2 separate regions of the Homo sapiens genome follow, and region 2 is linked to region 1. Evidence: chromatin contacts called from ENCODE Hi-C or POLR2A ChIA-PET data. All regions are on one chromosome and are shown on one strand. Each heading gives the region's core, a stretch centred on a gene start or an enhancer-like site at or near the end of the contact. The rest is flanking DNA. Distances are from core to core; before and after follow the strand shown. Region 1 overlaps BCAS1 (brain enriched myelin associated protein 1). Region 2 overlaps BCAS1 (brain enriched myelin associated protein 1).

Region 1 (3,424 bases), core at 241-2,740:
AAACAAAATTTACCTTGGCTGGGGAATTTTGCCTGACTAGTCCAATTCCATTTCAAGTGAGCATTGTGGTAAAATACTAAGCTCAGATCCATTACCTTTGTTGATCCTAGAAATTTTCAGTAGATCCCATTCTTGGATTTGTTTTCATGAGACTGGTCTGATAAACAATATTGCAGATATAGTCACCATATATTAAATTTTCAGCCCAATTCTTTTTCTTTTAAATGTCAATTGTGTTTGAATTATATTGCCATCAAAATACATTAACATTCCCTTCAAAGAAATGTGAACTGACCACCAAACACTTTTGCTAGATTTTTGAATAGCTAAGTGATATACATTGGAGATGGTTCAAACATTCCTCAGAGTATCAAGCTATAGGAATGCATGACAAGATGAAAGAAATAAAAAATGATTTCATTAATATACAAGGCGTGAATGCCACAAGTAGATTCCATCTCAACACTGCAGGCTGAATGCCCTGAGATACTTCACCTTTGACTGTCATGAATAAAAATTAACTCCATGAAGAAAGTTGCTCAATATCACACTGGAAAATCTCTGAAATTACTTCATAGTCTTTAAACTGTTCTTCAAAGTATTAAATAGTCTCTGGAAGAATTTTAGTCTCTTTAAACAGTAACTTTGCTATTTTTGACAGCTGGAAAAAATAAGTTTCTATGTTTATGGTTCCTTTGAATACAGAGTTCAACATGAATTATTCTGATTTGTCTCTGCAAAGAAAAAAGAAAGAAGGGTAGAAGAAAAGGAGGGAAGTGAGGGAGAGAGAGAGGACGAGAGGAAGGAAGGAAGGAAAGAAGGAAGGAAGGAAGGAAGGAAACAGTTGTTATTAATAATAACTGCTGCTACAGAAGTGACTTCAGATGGATTTAATAAGATTCTAAGTGTAAACCCAAACTTCAGTCACCTTTGCATACATACAGCTTTACATGCCTCAAAATAAGCAATAAAGAAAAATCACTGAAAAGTTTGAGATACTCTCTCTCTCTTTTTTTTTTTTTTTTTTTTTTTTTTTAAGAAGTTGAACTTTGTTGCAGTAATCTCCCTGACAGCCTGGAGGTCTGTTTTCATGATTCATGATGTCAGCTGAGATCAGCTGCTGTCAACACAGCCTTCTGATTCAATCCCAATTCTTCTCCAAGGGCTCTCAAAGAAATGGGGGGAAAGAAAGCAAATTGAAACCTTAAATTGACAGAGTCCCTAATGAATGCCAAATTGAAACAACTAACGGGAAGTTTAGAATTCCTGTCTCCTAGGGGGCAAGTGAGAGAACTTTATTCTCTAGAAGGTGGTGGAGTGCTCATGCGTGACTCTTCATGTCCATTCGGTTTTTGCCTAAAAAGCCATTTTGTGCATTTGTTTGTTTTTTGCTGCTCAACATTCCCAAAGGTTGACAGATATGATCCAAAGCCACAGTGTAAAGGCCACTTGGGAATGGGCTTGAGTAGGAAGGGCTCTTACGACACAGCCCGAATTTGGAGGCTGAATGAAATCCTTACGTGTCCAAAGCTTTGGGTGTGATGGGAAGGCTGACAGAGCTGGTTATGAGGAGGGAAGAAATAGCCAACAGTTCATTTCTTTTTCTAAACCTTCTCAAGCAAGACTGGCCTTTGTAGAACAATGCACAAGGCACGGAGGAAGGAAAAACCCACTTTCCATGTAGACAGATCTAAATTTTATGGAGAGGACAGTCTGATCTTTGTTTGTCAATCTTAGTGAAACCTGCACCAATGATGTTCCTCAGTACACGGAACTTCCAGACACCACCTCTTTCACACTAAGCAGTATATTAAAAAGAGCACAACCCTTCTGTAATCCCAGTGCTTTGGGAGGCCAAGGCTGGAGGATCACTTGAGCCCAGGAGCTCGAGACCAACCTGGGCAACATAGTGAGACTCTGTCTCTGCAAAAAAATTTTTTAAAAAATAGCTGGGCCAAGCACAGTGGCTCACGCCTGTAATCCTAACACTTTGGGAGGCCGAGGCGGGTGGATCATTTGAGGTCAGGAGTTTGAGACCAGCCTGGCCAACATGGTGAAACCCTGTCTCTACTAAAAATACAAAAATTAGCAGGGCGTGTTGGCAGGCGCCTGTAGTCCCAACTACTTGGGAGGCTGAAGCAGGAGAATTTCTTGAACCTGGGAGGCAGAAGCTGCAGTGAGCCAAGATCATGCCACTGCACTCCAGCTTGGGCAAGAGAGTGAGACTCTCTCTCAAAAAAAAAAAAAAATAGCTGGACATGGTGGTGTACACCTGTAGTCCTATCTATCTGGGAGGCTGAGGCAGGAGGATTGCTTGACCATGGAGGTTGAAGCTGCTGTTAATGATGATTGTGCCGCTGTACTCCAGCCTGAGTGACAGAATGGGACCCTGTCTCTTAAAAACAATAATAATATCAAAAATAAAGAAGAGCACAGTTGACTCCTGATGAGGGGACATCCCATAAACATCCACATTTGAGTTTGGTCATCCTCCATCTTATCCAAGCTTTTATCATTTTGTTTAATCTAACATTCAGCAACTTCATACAGTGAATGCTCAATAAACGTTTATTGATTGAGTGGTGCCTCTTGCCTTCTAGGGGCAGTATGGGGAGGTGGTTTAGAGTGTGGAATATGGAGTCATTGCCTGCTGTCCAACACTGGCACTCAAACCTGCTAGTTCCATGGTGATGCTAGTATCTTTGAGCTTCCATTTCCTTGTCTGAAAAATAAAGTAATTCCACTATCTTAAGGTTCTGACATAATGAATAAATGAAATAATGCAAGTTATTATCTCATTTAGCACAATGCCCAGCACTTAGTAAGCACTCCACTAAAAATTATCCTTCATAAATAATAATTTGTATTATCTCTAATGTGAACACCGTAGCTCAGACAACAAAGATACATAATATTAATCAGTCAAAAAGTATTTGAGTGCTTTCAATGTTTCTGGCTGTTCTTAGTGCATGTGTTGTGGATTCTTACGGTCTGCTAAGAGAACAGCCATGGCCATAAATAACAGTGGAATCTGGAGTCTTCCTCTTTGCCCCATATGGCTGAAACCCTGCTCTCTATACTCCTCCCTTAGCTGGGAAGAGGAGACATTAAGCAGTGATCAAACGTGTGGGAATTAGACCTGAGTCAATGTTGTTGATAAGAACCGAACATTTTATCACCAGGTTTCTTAGGTATCAGGCACTAAGCATAGGACATTACTAAATGCACCGTTAAAACCACAGACCCCAGCATGAGTCTGAACCTGTATATGGCCAACTTGCTGAGAGCGGTGGTACTCAAACTCAGACAATCCTCAGCACCACCTGGAGAGCTTATTAAAATGCAGATCATTGAGCCTCTGCCTCTGAAAGCTTCTGATTGATTAGATCCAGCCTGGGTCTCCAGAATTTGCCTTTCTAGCAAG
Region 2 (3,424 bases), core at 609-3,108, 100 kb before region 1:
TTGGGAGGCCAAGGCGGGCGGATCACGAGGTCAGGAGATCGAGACCATCCTGGCTAACACGGGGAAACCCCGTCTCTACCAAAAATACAAAAAATTAGCCGGGCGTGGTGGCAGGCGCCTGTAGTCCCAGCTACTCGGGAGACTGAGGCAGGAGAATGGTGTGAACCCGGGAGACGGAGCTTGCAGTGAGCCGAAATGGCGCCACTGCACTCCAGCCTGGGCGACAGAGCCAGACTTCGCCTCAAAAAAAAAAAAAGAAAAAAAATACCTGCCTCATCGGGTTCTGATAAGGAAGCTGTGAGTTAACACAGAGAAGCATTCAGAGCAATGGCTGGCATAAGGTAGGCGCTACAAAAATATTAGGTATTACTACTGCTAATGTATGGTCCATTTTATTTACTGCTTATACTAACAGCTTATCTCTATTCCTCAGCTGCTGTGCACCAGCCACCCAGTTATACAACACATGGGCCACACCCTTCTAATCTTCACAGGAGCTCCACGCAAGGAATCTATTATGGTCCTTCCCTCCACCCCTCACTTCTCAGACACGGAGCCAGGGCTTATGCATATGGCCAGGGTGAGCCAGAGGGGAGCCCAGGCAGAGGGCTTGCGCTATTTCACCACCACAGACGAATTTACTCACGTGCTTTTCAGAAATGCAGATCCCTAGGTGACACCTGGCTACAAACACGAGGAGAACATCCCCAAGTCCAGGCACTAGAGCAGGGCCCCTCAATATCAGCACTAGCGACCCTCAGCAAAGCAGACAATTCTTCGCTGGGGGAAGGGGGCGGTCCTTGGCATTGCAGGGTATGTAGCAGCGTCCCCAGCCTCTACCCACCGGATACCAGTGCACGCCCCCCAAAGCTGAACCGTGACTATCAAAACTGCATGCAGGCATTTCCAAATGCCCCTTCGGGGCCAAAATCGCTCCTGACTCCAGAAACGCTGTGCTCCACTTATTGTGAGGGAGAAACAAAGAACAGCATATTTCCAAGGAGAAAACGTTTAGCAAAGCAATGTAAGTCATCGAGGAATAGGACAAGATATCCAAAATATGAAATATAGATATATAGTCCTGGAAAATTGGTACCAAAATAAAATACCCTAAACATTGTAAATATGTTATATATATAGTGTGTGTGAGATAGATAGATAAAGTAGATGATAGATAGATAGATAGATAGATAGATAGATAGATAGATAGATAGATAGATGATAGATAGATACTCATCATAAAGTTGAAATATTGTCAGTCGAACCATCATGAGTTGAGTTTGGGACATCTATATCACTAATAGCTACTAGGTGCTCGCCCTGCCAGGCACTTTCCCATCACATTTACCCCTTCGCACGGTACCACGATGTATCAGGACATGCCACTCAACCTCTCTGTGCTCCGGCTTCTCATAAGACAACTGGGAAAATAAAAGTACCTAACTCAGAGAGTTGTTGGGAGGACCAAGAGAGGCAAATATATGCAAATCAGAACTGCTCAGCACAGAGAAAACACTCTAAATGTGTTTATTATTGCCACCATTATGAATACTGTCATTTTCCACAAGAAAGATACTTTCAGAAGGGTCAAGTGCTTTGCCCAAAGCCTCACGATCGTGGGATTTTACGGATGCCTGTCTCACTCCAGATCTCTTGTTCTCAAGAGGAGAGAGGGGAACCCCAGAGATGCAGGAGAGCGAGACTGCGGAGGGCAGCCTCCACCCACCTCCGGTGGGGCATCTGGGCTTGCTTCTGAATAACCAGCTGGAAAGCCTGCCCTGCCCGCCAGTTCTGGGGGAAGGGAAGCTGGAGGCCCAGGACAGTTCTCTTGATTTGCAAGCTCACGAAACAGTGCGTCAGCAAAGCAGTGCCCCTAGAAGGGTTGTGAGTGTATTCAGGTGCCTGGGTGATGGTGGTCTGTGGACTCCGAAGCCTGAGCTATTCCTCCGTCTGAGAATCCGTGGGTTTGGTTGTCTAGGTCAGGGTAGGCAGCAGCCAGGAGAGTTCTGACCCCAGGAGACACTCACTCACTCACCCCAGAAATATCCAAAACAGGGGCTCTCAGCCATGGAAATCACCTAGAGATCTTGAAAGTACCCCGATGCCCAGCCCCACCCCAGAGAATCTGCTGTCATCAGTTTGGCAGGGGCCTGGGCATGGGGATCTCAGAACTCTGTGGGAGGTTCTCACATGCAGCCCAGTCTGGGCATGGGCCCCCATAACACAGGCAGGAGGCGGGGAAGTGAAGGGGCTTTCTCATCTGAACCTCCACAATCAACCCCCAGTGGCAAAGTGCCAAACCCTCAAACACAAGTCTAATTTCAAAAACAACACCCCTCCACCCACCATAGCTTCGTATGTTTAATGTAAAATAAGGTCATAAAGACAAAACACTCATATAATCAGTTCATGAAAGAAAGGGCATTTTAACACCCCATTCAAACTTTTTCTTTTTCAAAAATGAAAGTTAGCTCTTTCAATTGTACGTTTATCATGAAAAACTCTATCTGATTTATTTTTCTCCTTTTTGAGAAATGGGAGAAAACTATTACAGACAAGAATTACTGTCTGAACTGCCTTGAGCCTCAGTTTTCCCATCTATTAAACGGGGATTTAAAAAAAAGTCTCCACCCAAGTCATTCTGGTTTGCCCAGGGTTTTCCAATTTTAACATAAGAGTCCTGTGTCCTAGAGCATCCTCACTCCTGGAAAAAGCTTGAAGATGGTCACCATCACACTATTTTCTATAGGTGTCTGATCATGAGAATCACTGGGGCATTTGCTAAAAATACAAATTCCAGGGCCCCAAATTGACTTTTCGGTGAGAGGATCACAGGAATCAGAAATGTTGCTGGATTCCTCGGTAGAGTCTCACTACCGGGCACCTGTGGGAGAAACTGGCTTCAAAGAGCAAGGATCATACCCGTGAGAGTCCTACTCATGCTAACTCTTGTGCAGTCCTCTTTATGTGCCAGGCCCTGTTCAGGGCACTTTGCTTATATTCACTGGTTTGACTCCATACCAGCCCCTTGAGATGGAGGCTATAATTATCCCCATTTTTACAGATGAGGAAACTGAGGCCCAGCGAGGCTCAGTGATGCTCAGGGATTCCAAACTCCAGAGCCCACATTCCTATCCTATGTGCTACACTGATGTCTACATAGAGCTTCAGCACTGGGCTGGCATACGGCAAGCTCTCCATACAAGTCATATATGGTTATCATTATTACGAGTTCCAGGACCTTTGGGGCACTGAAGGAGTTGCCATCTTCTTGCCAACTGTGAACAGAAGGCTTCATTGCAAAACATCAAAATGCTTCTTTCAGCCTTCCCAGTTGTTTGGACCTAGTCCTGTAGGCTGAATTCATTTCTGCTAATATTGACATCAGCCAATAGATGGCAGTAACCTTTTGCTTTTGTCCCAC

The links. Hi-C counts contacts between places; a loop is a spot of excess contacts on that map. ChIA-PET counts read pairs that join two places held with the same protein, here RNA polymerase II (POLR2A). Pooled maps may share reads with other maps.
Region 2: a loop to region 1 is called in a map of K562, with 6 times the contacts of the local background. The contact joins two enhancer-like sites. A Hi-C loop is called at or near these places in 11 of 168 maps with a recorded cell type or tissue (A673, CD8-positive, alpha-beta T cell, K562 and 8 more), 1 of 37 single-sample maps with no recorded cell type and 4 of 50 pooled maps. POLR2A ChIA-PET finds 5 or more read pairs at or near these places in 4 of 52 experiments (MCF 10A, OCI-LY7, T-cell and 1 more).

What each region holds. Positions count from the first base shown.
Region 1 is chr20:53,958,082-53,961,505 of GRCh38, reverse strand. The region is part of intron 10 of BCAS1 (brain enriched myelin associated protein 1); the gene reads left to right. Among named protein-coding and RNA genes, the nearest start is that of BCAS1-AS1, 44 kb to the right of the region's middle. Within about 2 kb of position 1,490, at least 3 of the 41 ENCODE cell types and tissues checked have a DNase peak (open chromatin) inside an H3K27ac peak, as active enhancers do.
Region 2 is chr20:54,062,910-54,066,333 of GRCh38, reverse strand. The region is part of intron 1 of BCAS1 (brain enriched myelin associated protein 1); the gene reads left to right. Among named protein-coding and RNA genes, the nearest start is that of MIR4756, 3.9 kb to the left of the region's middle. Within about 2 kb of position 1,858, at least 4 of the 41 ENCODE cell types and tissues checked have a DNase peak (open chromatin) inside an H3K27ac peak, as active enhancers do.